2 separate regions of the Mus musculus genome follow, and region 2 is linked to region 1. A link is a loop called in an ENCODE intact Hi-C map of the cell type or tissue named here. Cell type or tissue: left cerebral cortex. All regions are shown on one strand. Links, peaks and the distances in the headings refer to the core of each region. The heading gives the core; the rest is flanking DNA. Region 1 overlaps Cbfa2t3 (CBFA2/RUNX1 translocation partner 3). Region 2 holds the start of C230057M02Rik (a long non-coding RNA gene).

Evidence for each region. A loop is a pair of places that touch in the nucleus more often than their neighbours do. Peaks named below come from ENCODE experiments on the same cell type or tissue, not always from the same donor. Only the 100,000 strongest peaks of a DNase experiment are listed, where the experiment ranks them.
Region 2: a loop joins it to region 1, with 6 times the contacts of the local background. A loop is called at or near these places in 2 of 42 quality-filtered maps.

Annotation. Positions count from the first base shown.
Region 1 is chr8:122,638,536-122,643,535 of GRCm38, forward strand. Cbfa2t3 (CBFA2/RUNX1 translocation partner 3) reads right to left here. Exons shown (of 12, transcript NM_001109873.1): 4 at 4,757-4,998; 5 at 4,429-4,518; 6 at 322-503. Among named protein-coding and RNA genes, the nearest start is that of Pabpn1l, 18 kb to the left of the region's middle. In left cerebral cortex, for the core only: a CTCF peak has its summit at 3,026; DNase peaks (open chromatin) are centred at 1,396, 3,058 and 3,761; H3K27ac peaks cover 1,044 bases.
Region 2 is chr8:122,747,049-122,755,600 of GRCm38, forward strand. C230057M02Rik (a long non-coding RNA gene) reads right to left here and starts at 5,602. Exons shown (of 4, transcript XR_001778694.1): 1 at 5,066-5,602. In left cerebral cortex, for the core only: no CTCF peak of the experiment used is centred there; DNase peaks (open chromatin) are centred at 2,533, 3,943, 4,480 and 5,560; H3K4me3 peaks cover 3,108 bases; H3K27ac peaks cover 3,580 bases.

The sequences.
Region 1 (5,000 bases), core at 1-5,000:
AGGTCACTCAGGGTTTACAGACAGCACGGAGAAAAGTGAACTCTGGTGGACAGTCCCCTCCCTGAGCTGCTGTCCTCCAGGGATCCCAGAGGCCCCTGGGGTCCATAGCTAAATGAGCTGCATATGCTTGTAGAACCCAGTGTGGCCCACACGCCAGCCTGTCCCTGCAGCACACAGCGGGGTTAGCAGCGCTCGATCAGCCCGCTACAGACAACAGACCGGGCCAGCTGTCTGGCAGAGCTGCAGTAGGGGCAGATGGGCGGGCAGGAAGAGGCCACCATGGGTCACCTCCCGTCCTGTGGGTTTGTGAGAGGCTGGCACCTGTCAGGTGTTCTCCTTTTGCCGTTCTCGTTGACTTCCAGCAGGAGCTCAGACGAGTCGACAGGGGAGGTGGCGCTGGCGTCCAGCAGCAGCTGTTCGTGCTGGGCCAGGTACTGGGCAGGTGTCTGTTTGGCCAGGCGGGCACAGTGCAGGAGCTCACGCTGCAGCAGTGGAAGATTAGCCTGCGGGCAGGCAGGACAGGGGTTTTAGGCACGGCTGACTGACAGCTGGGGTGCAAACCCACGTAGCCTGTTCGTAGCAGACAGCCCAGAACTGCTTGCGTGTGACTCAGGGCTGCTCTGGGTCCCTTAGGTCCCTTTTGCCTTCCAACAGCACAGTGGGAAGTGACAGGCCTGAGATCTGCTGGACACACAGCGATGTAGGGACTTCACCTCCTAGAGTGCTGTCTGCAGCCAATACTCCCTACCTGTACCCCGTTTATGCAGGTTCCATAGCATTGTTGTCATGGAGAAAGAAAGCAAGGTTAAGAGGGGGCAGGCAACCTAATATACACGTGTGCATAAGAGGGGGAGGGAGGGGGAGGGAGAGGAGTGGGATAGGGATGTCAATAAGGTGCTGTGCTGCTACAGGGTCTTTGCTCTAGCCCCCTCTTCCCCCGCCATGCACTGGCCAGAAGCCCCACAGACCCAGCTCCTCTCCCCACTATCTCTCACTTTCCAGTCTCAGCCCTAAACAAAGCTCACAGCTGGAACCTGGGACATCGGCACATAAGGAATATGACCTCCGTGAACCCGCGCCTCAGCCATGACATCACTTCTAGATTCTGCAATCTGCAGATGAAGCCACTGGAGCTCATGGACTCCATGTCTGTGAGCTTCTCCCCAGTGCTGGGCAAAGGTCTCCAGGCATGCACTGCTGGTGGTCAGCCTTTTCAGAACTGCTGCGGGTAGAGTAGCAGGCTGGCCTTCAGCATGCTGGACAGGGGCCCAGTGGCAGGCTCTTGGGAGAGCCAGCAGTTCTAAGTATTTGTAAATAAACACAATCTAAAACTTTCCCATGCGTTTCAAAGCTGCCAGGGCAGCCTTCTCCAGCCTCCGCCTCCTCAGCCTCCGTTGGCGCATCCACCCGGCCCATCAGGCAGCCGGTACTTTTTTTTGTTGAGCGGTATGGTTGCCAGGCCTGTTTTTCTGTTTGGATAGCTGAACAGGGGCCAGCCCACCATCTGCCGACCACGTCAGAAGCATGGGCTGGGATGAGGTCCTGGGAGGTCTCAGTGGTCCAGAGTCTCCTCCCTCACCAGTCCCCCACCCTCTCCTTGGCCAGCATGGTGGGGTGGGGGTTGGGCATGAGCACCATCTGGTTGCTGTTCGGGTGGGGGAACATCTGGGGTCCTGGCCAGCTGGGGCCAGCTGGGAGCTAGAGCCTCGGGTGGGGTGGCTTCTGTAAAGCTCCACTGTCCAGCTACATGGAGGTGGATGTGGGGCAGAGTGGAGGGGACCTAGGATCAGGTAGCCCTGCCATACAGTCCAGATACATGGCAGCCCTTGGCTGGGGATCCAGGACCACTTCTCTTCCAGAAAGAACAAGTCCCCACTCTTTTTCAGAAGTCCCAGGCATTATTCAGAGGACACACCCAAGCTGGTCACAGGGTGGTCTGGGCCCCAACTTCACTTGGCGTGGAGATTTTGATGCCCAGAAAAAAAAAAAATCTAAACCATCTTTGTCCTGGATGGGACTCTGGTAAAAGACACAGCATACATCTAGAACCACCAAGGTGACAGCAGAGTCCTGAGTTTTTGTGACACTTCCCTTTGCTTTACAGAGTCTCTCCACCACAAGCTGCTGAATGAGATTGGGTGCGCTTCACCCTGGCTGGGCTACCGAGGAGTCGTGTGGTCTTGGGATGATCATACAAGCCCTCTTGACCCATCAGCAGACCAGAGCTCTGGTGTGATAGACTCCAGTGAGCCCCATGTGAATTAACCTAGCGTTGCCTATCACCTGTGTGGCTGACAGCTTTATCTTGCTTAGGAAAGGACCCTAGAGGGCCCTGCCATTGGAGCCAGGCTCTGCGCAGCCACACCCTGCCCAGCCGTCTCCAGGGGCAGCCATGGGAAGCACTGTAGAGGCTAGGATGTCCATAACTATTCAGGAAGGTGCTGTGGTAACTCTCTGCCCTGCCAAGAGGGGACCCCACCCTGTGAGGGCAGGGGAGGCACCTGGAGCTGCCTGAGCCCTTCCTCTGGCTTGTCTGTCTGTTTCAAGACCTTTGAGGCTGGGCCCCGCTGTACCGGCAAAGTAACCATGCCTCTTTGACAGGACAGAGTGGGCTCTGGTTGGTTGGTGTCTTGGCAACAAGGTCAGAGGTACTGGCTGGGATCTTGTATTTTTAGGTTTGACCTTTGGCCCTTCCACCCCAGGAGCTCCATATCATGGAGGCAGACATACCACCCAGTGTTCCTAACAACGAGCCGCAGAGGTCCTGGGTGAGCTATGACACAGGCTGGTCCCCAAAAAGCCAATGTGGGCATAGAGAAATGAAACGGAGGAGGTCCCTTGAGGAGGCAGTGCCCAGCAAGGTGTCCCACCTAGTTAGGTGATCCTGCACTTGGTTAGGTAGGAAGGGGACTGTGGGTAAGGACCACAGGAAATGAAAGCTGAGATATTCCAGGCACAGACGGGGCGGCTAATGCTACGGAGCATCTGTTGCAAACATCGGCTCTGACAAAGTAAGCAGGCGTATGGCATCCCAAAGACAGGCGGCGGCAGAGTCGGCAGTGTGCGGAGGGTGAGGAGAACGGGGCCTCCAACGCACACCAAAATGACTGCCAGGTGGGCCTACGCGCTGGCACCCGCAGCTTCTCTGTTGTCACTAGCTCCAGTGTGAGCCTAGCAAGGTGTGGGTGGGAGGGAGGGAGGAGGAGAGTGGATATGGGTGTCATGTGGGGTCCCCCTGTCAGCTGCCAAGAGGGGGTGCGGCTGGTGGGGCATGTACTGTGAATGTTGTGGGGACTCTGAACTGTACAGACCCGAGCTTGAACCTGGCCTTGGATCTCTACCAGCTGGGACAGTGAAGGCTTCAGTTTTCCTGCCTATTAACTTGACAGCATCAGGGCTGTTTCTCCCTCTCATGGGTCAACAGGGCATCTGTGCAGAGAGCCTTATAATCCATTCTTGGTCTACATTGGGCAGTTTAAAAACTCACTGAGGTAGCTGCTCTGTGAGAATGGAGGACTCCAGCCTCAGGGGCTGAGTACAGAGGAGAGGAGCCAGCCCAGTGACTAGGTAGCTCCGTGGGGGCTCGCATCTCAGCACTCATCCTTTATACGGCCTGACCTTGAACTTTGACTGAAGCAGAGCACAGGTATGCAGGACCAAATGAGCCAGGGCTCTGGTGTAAGTGGAGGTGGGTGCCCTCAGGGGTGAGCGAGCTAGCATCTCCCTGAGAGGTCTGAGCGGAAAGTAATCACGTGGGCAAACACATTTGGAAGCACGCCACCCTCTCTCCTCTCAGAGTGGAGAGCTGCAGTGAGTCACAACCCCAACGTGAGGATCTGGCTCACAAGCTTCTCAGTAAGCCTGGTAGTGCACACTTGCAACCCCAATTGCTGGAGGCCGAGGCAGGAGGACAGAGTTCAAGGCCAGCCCTGGGGAACTTAGTGAGACCCAGCCTCAAGATTTAAAAAGGGCGAGAGCCACAGCTCAGCAGCAGGACACCTGCCTAGCGGGGACGAGACTATGTTCAGCCCTCAGTGCTTTCAAAAACCAAACCAAACCGAAAGAGCCCACAGAACCCAAACCAACCAAAACACCATGCAACCCTCATAAACAAACATGGCTCCTCATCCCGAGGGTGTGGGCTGGGCTGAGGAACCTGCCTTGCTCAGAGGCTCTGGTTGCTCTGCCAAAGGGACCTAGTACGGCATCACCGTCGTTTGTGAGGCCCCAGTCTGCATTTGGCACAGCATCTTCTGTCACCCTGCGGTCCAGGCACACACCTGCCTGTCCATCACCTGTTCTTCATCCTCTGCACACCCATTTCCCACACTGGATTCCAGCCATTACAAAGCAGCTTTGTATACACTTCTTTCCCAGGGCCTTTGTGTACACCATCCCTGTTGCCTGGAAGGTGCTGCTTTCGCTTACCTTCAGAAAAGGGATAACAAACGGCCTCAGTGGAAAGTTGGTGGCTTCCTGGAGCTTGGCATGAAACTCTTCGATCGTCAGAGTTGAGTTCTGCAGAGAGACCGACCGCCCCATCTAAAGGTTCCCATGCATTACTGACCCAGATGCCCCACCCACACCTTGGGGAGGAGGGGGAGGAGGAGGAGGAGGAGGGGGAGGAGGAGGAGGAGGAGGTTCCAGATCTGGCTTGAGGGCTGGGCAGAGCACGATGGGGTTGTGGCCATCGCAATGGAGCTTGCGGCAGAAGCTGTCATGGGGAACAGGGGCGCCTGATAGCCCATAGACTCACCACCAGGCCCAGCACCAGTGTGCGCACGCGCTCCCCGATCTCAGGTGAGATGTCACTGCCAAACTGCTGTAGGGTGGTGAGGAAACGCTTAAGCTTGCTGAGCTGCCGTGCCCCGCACGCCGGGGGCAGGTGCTGTGTGGAGAGCGAGGCCGTGGATGAGGTGGCTGGGCCGTTGCTGAAGCCATTGGGTGTAGATGGGGCACCGTGGATGGCCGTGGGTGAGTGGCTGCTGCCGTTCATCACT
Region 2 (8,552 bases), core at 1,638-6,637, 110 kb after region 1:
CGACTTACCCGGGGAAGGACCACGAGGCCAGGAGTCACACTCTAAAAGCCAGGAATCGTGCTCTCAAGGACTTCGGGTCCTCTTTACTGAGACACGGGCAGCCCCTTGGGCCCATCCTTTGTGAAAGTAGCCAGACCAGTGACTCCTGTATCCTTGAGCATCTCCTAGCCCTCCATGAGAGTGATCCCAGGAAAGAGGTGAAAGAGGTGACCCTACAGTCAGTGTCAGTGACAGAATGACCCTGAGTACCACCAGCCACCATTATGAAGGGTGAGACTGGGGCAGACGCCGAGCCAAGGGCTCTCCCCTGAGTTTATGACTGGGGTCATCATTACACACACAGGAAAATTTGACCCACGGCTATCAATCGATCGTGGGCCATGATCATAGCATGTAACTCTTCCCCAGGGCTTCTCTCTCAGTCCCACCCATCTCTTCCCACTCAGAACCACGATTGGAGAATCCTATCAAAGGACACAACCAGAGAGAACCAGTGATACTGAAGTCAGAGGCCACGGAAGCGCCTCCGTGGCTCTGCGTAGACACTCAGGAAGCCACCCACCCCCTATGCTGAATGATGTGTGGGCACACTGTCTCCTCCTCAAGGAGCAAGAGCTGGCGGAGCCTTGACTTTGTGTGAGAATCTAAGCATGATGTTTGGTAAGTAGTTCCTGGAGCTGCCGACCCACTTGAGGGGCTTCCCCGCAGGCAGAACAACAGCGACCCTGGGGGGGGTGGGAACAGTGAAAAGGACGGTCCCCATAAGCTCTGTAACTGGTGAGCTGTCTTGGGCCATTAGTGAGGTTGGGTTAAGTGGGTGACATTCAGATGTCATAGGTACCAGGGGCAAGGCCAGGGATATGGAGACTCAGGCCAAGGGGAGGTGTGAGTGGGGTGTGTGAAGTCCAGGCAGGCCAGACTCAGAGCTCTTTGGATGTACCCAGTATAGCATTTCTTCTAGGCTCCGCTCCACAGTTACTTGGCAACAGCTTGGTGTGCCTGACTCACTATAAAAGGGGATGCTTGTCCCCTCTTCTCTCTCCTACTCTCTTCCCCTCTGTCCCTTCTCTCCCCATTCCCCTTGCCACTTTCTCACCACATGCTCATGGCCAGCCTTTACTCCTCTTCTCTCTCTCTCTCTCTCTCTCTCTCTCTCTCTCTCTCTCTCTCTGTCTGTCTCTCTCTCTGTCTCTCTCCCCCACTTGGCCTTTCTCTGTCTCTACCACCCCCTCAACTTCCCTCCCCATGTCCTTAATAAACTCTATTCTATACTATACCACCGTGTGGCTGGTCCCTCAGTGGAAAGGGATGCCTCCGCATGGGCCTGCAGAGGGACGCTTTTCCCCCCACACCATACCACGCCTTTACCAAACATATCCCTGGCTTCCTTGGCTTCCTTTATTTTTTGTAAAACACAACATCCAGGGCATAGAGTAAACTAGGTATCCTATTTACCACGAGAGTGACAACCCAGAGTTCCACCAGGCAGAGAGTTCCTGTATGGTCAAATCCTGCAAGTTGAGGTTCTGGATTTAGAAGGGAGCCAGGTCTAGGGTCTGACAGAGCAGCTTAGCATAAAGGTAGAGGGACAAAGGACAGCTCCATCTGCTCTGATCATTGACTTTAACAGAAGAGTCACAGACTGACCACAGGAACCTGCCCCAGGATAAGGCTGATATGTGCGCCTTGCTCACCTATGCCAATAGTTGGCCCGTGGTCCCTAGGAAGTAACTAGCCCCAGTCTGTGGCCTACTGTAAACATGGCTAGTAGTGGTCTCTTCTGCTTTCTGTTCACCATATTTCCAGACCAGGTGGGACAACTCTCCTTTGAATGAAGTAGCTATGCTTCCCTGAGGACCTTTGAGGGCTGCAGGGGAGCATGACACATAGAAGGCACAGCAGGCCTTCTGCTCCACGTTGGCAAGGTCAGCCTCCATTTACAGAGCCTGTATATGTATCTCAGAGGAGCTAGTGGATGGATGTCAGGAGTCAGGCTGGTCAGAGGAATATGGGTGGGCCACAGGCGCTTATTAGTATGGGACAATGGAAGCTACGTACAGCCCATCCTCCCTGGACTCGCAGGATAGAGTGGGATGCTTCTTGGGGCGTCTGTCCCCAGCTTGTCCCGTGCAGAATGGCTTCTCCAGCCGTTCAGAACCAAGACCATGATGATATGCTTAGGTGCTGACCCTGGGCCCTGGGAGGGGGAGGTGTGGGGTCAGAGTAGTCCCCAGGGTAGGGTGAAAGATGAATTCACAAGAGACCTGTCACCCTGACCCTGCTCAGGACAAGAGATAGATTCAGTTTAGAGCCCGTGGGGGGTACTCCTAGTAGGTGCCTGCTCACAGTCAACATTGGGGGAGAGAGCTGCAGGGAGAGGGGGTGCTCCCAGTGGTGGGGAAGCTGCAGGAGGTTTTCATGTCAAGAGGCAGACCAACTGCATGAATATTTCATTAGGGAGCAAACGTGAGGCCCAGGAACATCTGGTGGAGTCTCCAGGGAGCTGGGCCAGCGCAGAAAGCAGGCACTGTGAAATTTGGGAGGCAGAGTGGGAGGAAGGAGCTGGGAGGCAGGTGGATGCCAACTCTCTGCCTGCCTCCCTGATCCTCCAGCACTGTGGAGCCCAGGACAAAAGGGAAGGTGGCTTCACAGCTCTTCGGCACCCAGAGGGCCCCCCAGCCCGGCTGTCTTTTTATCTCTAGTAGCATCAACAACAGACTTGTTCTGCATGGGGAACTCAACCCCCTATATCTACCCTCCAGGTCAGGCCACAGCAACTCTGGGTGAGAGGATCCCCAGGAACTTCCATACTGGAGACAAGCCAATACTCTCCATAGGCAGAGATGGCAAGGCAGACAGGCATGCTACCTATACCAGCCTGGAGCTAGGGGAAGGCCCAGTCGGTATCCAGGGTCTCTCTTCTAAAAAGCATGCTTGTGTTGTGGACTAAGGCTGTAGGGTAAGGGCCATGGGGCCTCAGTGGACAGCTAGAACCACCTGAAGATCCCTGGGTACTCAGACCAGGGATTCTAAACCAGGCCAGCATGTTCCCTTGCCAGCGGATATAAGACCAATGACAACTTGCCTAGCTGAGTGAACCCGGACTCAGTGAATAAAGTCTACACAGCCAGTTCTAGCTCCTTATGACTCCCGCCCATTCTACTATATCCACCTGGCCCCCAGAGGTGCTACCCAGAGCACTATCAACCAAACAGGTCCTTATCATCAACTGGGCCCAGAGCTAGATCAGACTGGGTTAGCACCAGTGCCCCAAAGTTTACTTCTGAGAATTCCAGGCTCAGCATGGGTCATGGTAAGCCTGCAGTTTGGAGTCAGGAAGCCTGACTGGGCGTCCCTTTGAGTCCTTCCAGTGAGAACACAGGTTTGTCACTTTGCTTCCAGCTGACAATGAACCCTCTGGCCGTGTGTGCGCCGTGACCATGGCAGGTCTGTGCCTTCTTGCCTTAACTTTTCCAAATGCCCTGTGGGCACTCATCTATTCATCCTTAGCCCTGTGCAGAGCCACACGGGACTAGCCCATCCCAGGATTTTTAAAGGAAGCTTGCTCCTCACAAGGCTTTAGCCAGAGTCTGTCTAAAGGCTGTAGGCCACTGTGGTGGTGCCTCCCAGTGCTGTAAGAAGAGGTCTCTGGTTGGTTAAGCAGTATGCATGCCTGGTAGCCCTTTCCAACTGGGCTGCCCATGGGATATCTACAGCTTAGCCTTTGCTGGGCTCTGAACCCTCCCTGGAAATTCTCTCTCTCCCTCCTTCCCAACTGCCTGTTCCGGTCCCTGTGCCTCTCAGTTTCTGGACCATGCTCCTTGATGTCTTTACCTCCAGGCCCCTCCCCATTGCTTCTGGGGAGGCTCCTCTGCTCTGCTTGGCTCTCCCAACCACACTCTCCACAGTCAGAAAGCCTCGCCCAACCTGACCATGGAGGAAGCTGGGCACCATGGAGCTAGCACCAAAGCTAATGTTTTTGCTTACCCAAGTGACCAGACCTCGAGAGAGACACCTTTCTGGGATTAAAGTGACTTCCTAGAGCATTACACTGGAACAGAGTGGCCCCAGTGACAATATAACCGTACTGATCCTCTTGCTATCCCACCAGCCTGAGGCATTGATCCCGGAGCCCCTTGCCAGCCTTTGCTAGAGATGGAGAAGAAAGGAAAGGAATGATGGGAGGGAAAAGGAAGAAATTGGATTTCTATGTTTGCCTGGGACCTCGCTTAAGGAAGGGTACCTGGGCACAAGGACAGTGCCCATAGCTTTGCCTGCCCTACACTGGCCACCTGGGACCACCCATGCCATACCAGATGGAATGTCCCCATCCCTCAGCCCCACCCTCTTTGACTAGCCTATGACCACTAGGAAGGGAGTGAGCTTTGTCCTTGGAGCTGTTAGGAAATACCCAGCCACACGCTCCTCCCCTCCAGAGCCCACCCCACCCGTGCCCTCAGCAGCTGGCTCCTTGGCACTGGCACCCGGATCCCTTTGACAGCATTTGGCTCCAGTCCCATTGATCTGCACACAGGCACCGAGGTGCCAAGCCTGGCTGTGGGTAAGGATGGGGGGCTCTGAGAAAACTGAGAGAGTGCGGTGCTGGATGCTCCAGGACCTTCCAGCCCAGCCCCAGCCCACCCTAACCCACCTTCAAAAAGGAAACAGATCTGTCCCTTCATGGTCAGGGGACCTGGTGTGATCAGTGCAGAGAGGGCCATCCCTGGGAGGACGGACATCAGCGGAGATGATGCAGCCACGGGACCACCATGGGACGCGGCTGCTGTATTCACAATTCCAGATGGTCCACTCAGGCCAACCCACCCCACATCTTTAGAATACCAGCGAAGCACACATAAGCAAGCAGCGGGCACCAAGACATATTAAGGGGCCCAGAGGTTACCCAGAGATGCTCTGGACACTAGGCAGACAGACTCCCTCAGAACTGGCCCTCGGAAAGCTTTCTTGACACAGTACCCGCACCCATATCTGACGTGGCCCCCACAGGTACCCCAAACACAGATACCAGCTGCCTATACTTTAGCGAGCCCCACCCCATCCTTACCTGTTCCGTGCTGGCCTTGGCTACATCCGCCCGCTCCCAGGCTGCCCTCTGTGCCGCATCGCTGCCAACTGTCTTCTGCCTCCTAACATGGGTTGCCAGAGATCTGCCGTGGGTTTTGTTCGTGGGGTCTGGCCTCGTGCAGCCGCTGGCGCTCGAGATGGCAAGCGTCCATCTTTCTCCACACCCGTCCCTCACCTCTGCAGCCTTCTTGTGCCTCCCGTGTCCCCACAGTGCCCGCTCTGAGGGACTTGGCACCGACAGAACCCGGCCCGCCTCTGCAGCTGAGGAAAGCCATGCTTCTTTTTTTTTTCTGTATTTTAAACACACACCACACACACACACTCACACACACACACATGCCAAGCCCCCCCACCCCCACAACTCGCTTCCCTTCTGTCAGGAACAGACCCAGCCAAGAAAGCCCCTCGCAGGCGGGGGCAGAGCGGAGGGGCTTCGCATAACTGGTGTAAACCCAGCCCCATGGTTCCGTCCCTTCCTGGCCCCAACGCGCTGCCTCTTACGTAAAACCACCAGGAAGGAATCAAAAGAAAACGCAAATCCGTGTCACATTTTGGAGCCTCCTGATTGGGTACACCTTGTAACTGGCTTGGTCTTTCCAAGCATGCTCTGGTGTCAGCTGTCCCGAACCTTGCCTAGCCGGTCATCTTCTTCATCATTGTTTCATAGCGCCGGACACCCCAAATGGACCGTGCTGCGATGACCGCATCCAGCCCCTGGTGCCCATTCCTAGAAGGATATTGATTTTTGAAACCAATTCTGGAGCCCACGCTAAGGAGTCGGACGTGGCCTGCTTGCTGGCCAAGTGTCCTGTTGCCTCAGCACAGAGATTAATGGGTATTTTGGTTGCACCTTCAAGTCCTGATCTAAGTAAGTCTGGAGAGGCCAGAAGAGGTCCCCAAAGGACATGAGAGCCAAGACCAGCCCAAGGTTGAGAGCAGAAGATAGGAAAAGAGGAAGGTGGTTAGACTCCAGCTGGCTACCTCAGGGCAGCGAGGCCTTCTCTTGGGGCCATTTGCCTTCTCTGTGGTATTTCTTCTCTGGTTTGAGCCTGGAATTGGGACCAGTCCTAAGAGATGCTCCCTTTGAGAGGGGATAGAGGAAAGGAAAGACCTGGACTCTGTCCCTCCTGAACGAGTACCCACCCACGACTCCCCCACTCTCACCTTTACCCACACTCACCAGCTCTCCTGTGAGGTGAGAACAAAGGCAGGAAGGATGCACACAGGACCAGGCCATGTCAGCTGTGTGAGGCCAGCCTACAAACAGCCCTTCCCCTTGGTCTACTCCACTGTCTTCTCCAAGCCTTAGCCATCTTGGGGATGCATGTCTGTTTGACCAGGCTGTGTCTTTCACTTTAGACCAGGCTGTACCTGTTTTTTCTGGCCTTTTGCATTTTCGGGCATTATGTCGTTAGGGTTTGGGGGGACAATTCCCCCTTTCCAGCCATGTACTTTATTCTGGAGTAATTGACCTAACCTTCGCTTCAAACACCCTTGAAACACCCCAAAAATAAAGATCAGGAGCCATCCCCTCCTGGTTCACACCCACACCCCAAGTCTAAGTCCAGCAAAGGTGCTCTAATTCAAATAGGTACCAATGTCCAATATTCCCATGTGTGCCTGCAAGTTCCCCAAGCCCCTCAGCTTCCTGGAGTTCTCCCTGTCCTGTGACAGTGGTGTAGTCAGGATCTCCCCTCCATAGCTGGGCAGCCTAGAGAGTATGCAGTCTGTCCACCAGCAAGAATGCTGTGTACATTCAGAGCTAAATGGGAAAGGCATCCCCATGACCTCCTACCTTGCTTTATGGTATTGGCAGTTCCTGTTCCTTTGAATAGCACAGAAACTAAGCAGCCGCTGGAGTTGAACCTGTAAACCAAAGAGCCACTGTAACTGAACGTACCTGTCCTGGGCAGGGTTGGGGGCCCCGCTGTTGAAGCGGAACACCAGATATTTAAGGAGACCTAGACTGAGTTTGCTGAGGTGGTGGCATATGTCACCTCAAGAGAGCCTATGTATGAGGGGCTAAGACACAGAGTGGGGTTCACCCTGCTTCAACCATCTCCTGGAGGCTGGATCAAAGGTGTCAGCCCTGAACCTGGGCCTCAGGAGATAGAGGGAAGGCTGGCTTACTGTCTAAGGAAAAAGGGTCCAGACCTCAAGGTATCACCTACGGGGGGCCAACTCTCTACCTTTGGAGGTCTCCCTGTTCAAGACTCCTGGACTGACCTGGTCATTACTCCTCTGGTACCTCAATAGCCTGCAAAGTCTGGGGCATCTAGAGTTTGCAAGCAGCAACTTCTGAAGGTGCTTCCAGCCTGACAAGGGAGTTCTTAAGGCCAGGAGAATAAAGGAAATGACCCAACTGTGTCCTGGATCATTAAAATACGACTGTTGTATCTAAGCCTGGACCAACATGACTCCCAGAAAAGTGATTAAGGTAATGACATTGGTGAAGGACAGTGGAGGAGAGAGGGCCCACCCCTGATGGTAGCTGGTCTAGTTTCTATTCTATTCTATTCTATTCTATTCTATTCTATTCTATTCTATTCTATTCTACTCTACTCTACTCTGTTACTGCTGCAGACACTATGACCAAAAATAACCAAGGAGAAGAAAGGGTTTATTTTATCTTACAACTCCCAGGTAATGGTCTATCTCTGAGAGAAGTCAGGATAGGAAACACAGGGAAACGCTGCTTTTTAGCTCACTTCCTGGCTAGTTCCTGGGCTCATACTTGACTAGTTTGTTTTTTGTTCAGGCCAGGACAAAAAACCTGCCCAGTCCCCCCTGCCCAGAGAATGGCTCTGCCTGTAATGGGGTGGGCCTTCCTACCTCAGTTCCTCACAGAAGTGTCCAAGGGTCAGCTTGATCAAAGCAATTCCTCAACTGAGGTTTCAACTTTCAGATAACTCTAGAGGATGTCAAGTTAACAATTAAAGCTAACCAGGATAGTGGGGGACTGTAGAACCACCTGGGATGTCCAAGTGGCCTCAGGTCTGCCCTGGGTCTGCCCTGGGTCCACAGCTTATGGCCGTTCACTTATTCATGTGCTTATTTGTTACCTCCAAGGTGGGTCTGTGGACTCACTTCCTGAAGGTAGCTTTCTAAAGTGTGCCACTGGAGGGCTAGCCCCGACATCATGTGACTGACTCATGTGATATGCGTGCGCAAGCCATGTACGACCCACAGGTGTGGCCTCCATGCTCCTTTATGAAAATAGCTGTCCCGCTACCTGTGTTGATTTGTCATCTGTTTGCCACAAACCTACCCAGTAGGCAAACCGGGTAGGTGTGAGATCAGCCATGTTACCGCCTAGTTCTAGTGAGTCCAGTTCTTCTCAAGCCAGCATCTTCTCTCTCTCACTCATCTTCTTACTGGCCTTTGTTAACTTGCTGTTGACTTGTGAGGATCCCTTGTGTGCCACAGGCATTAGCACCACCACATGAACCACTATCTCTTTTAGTTTT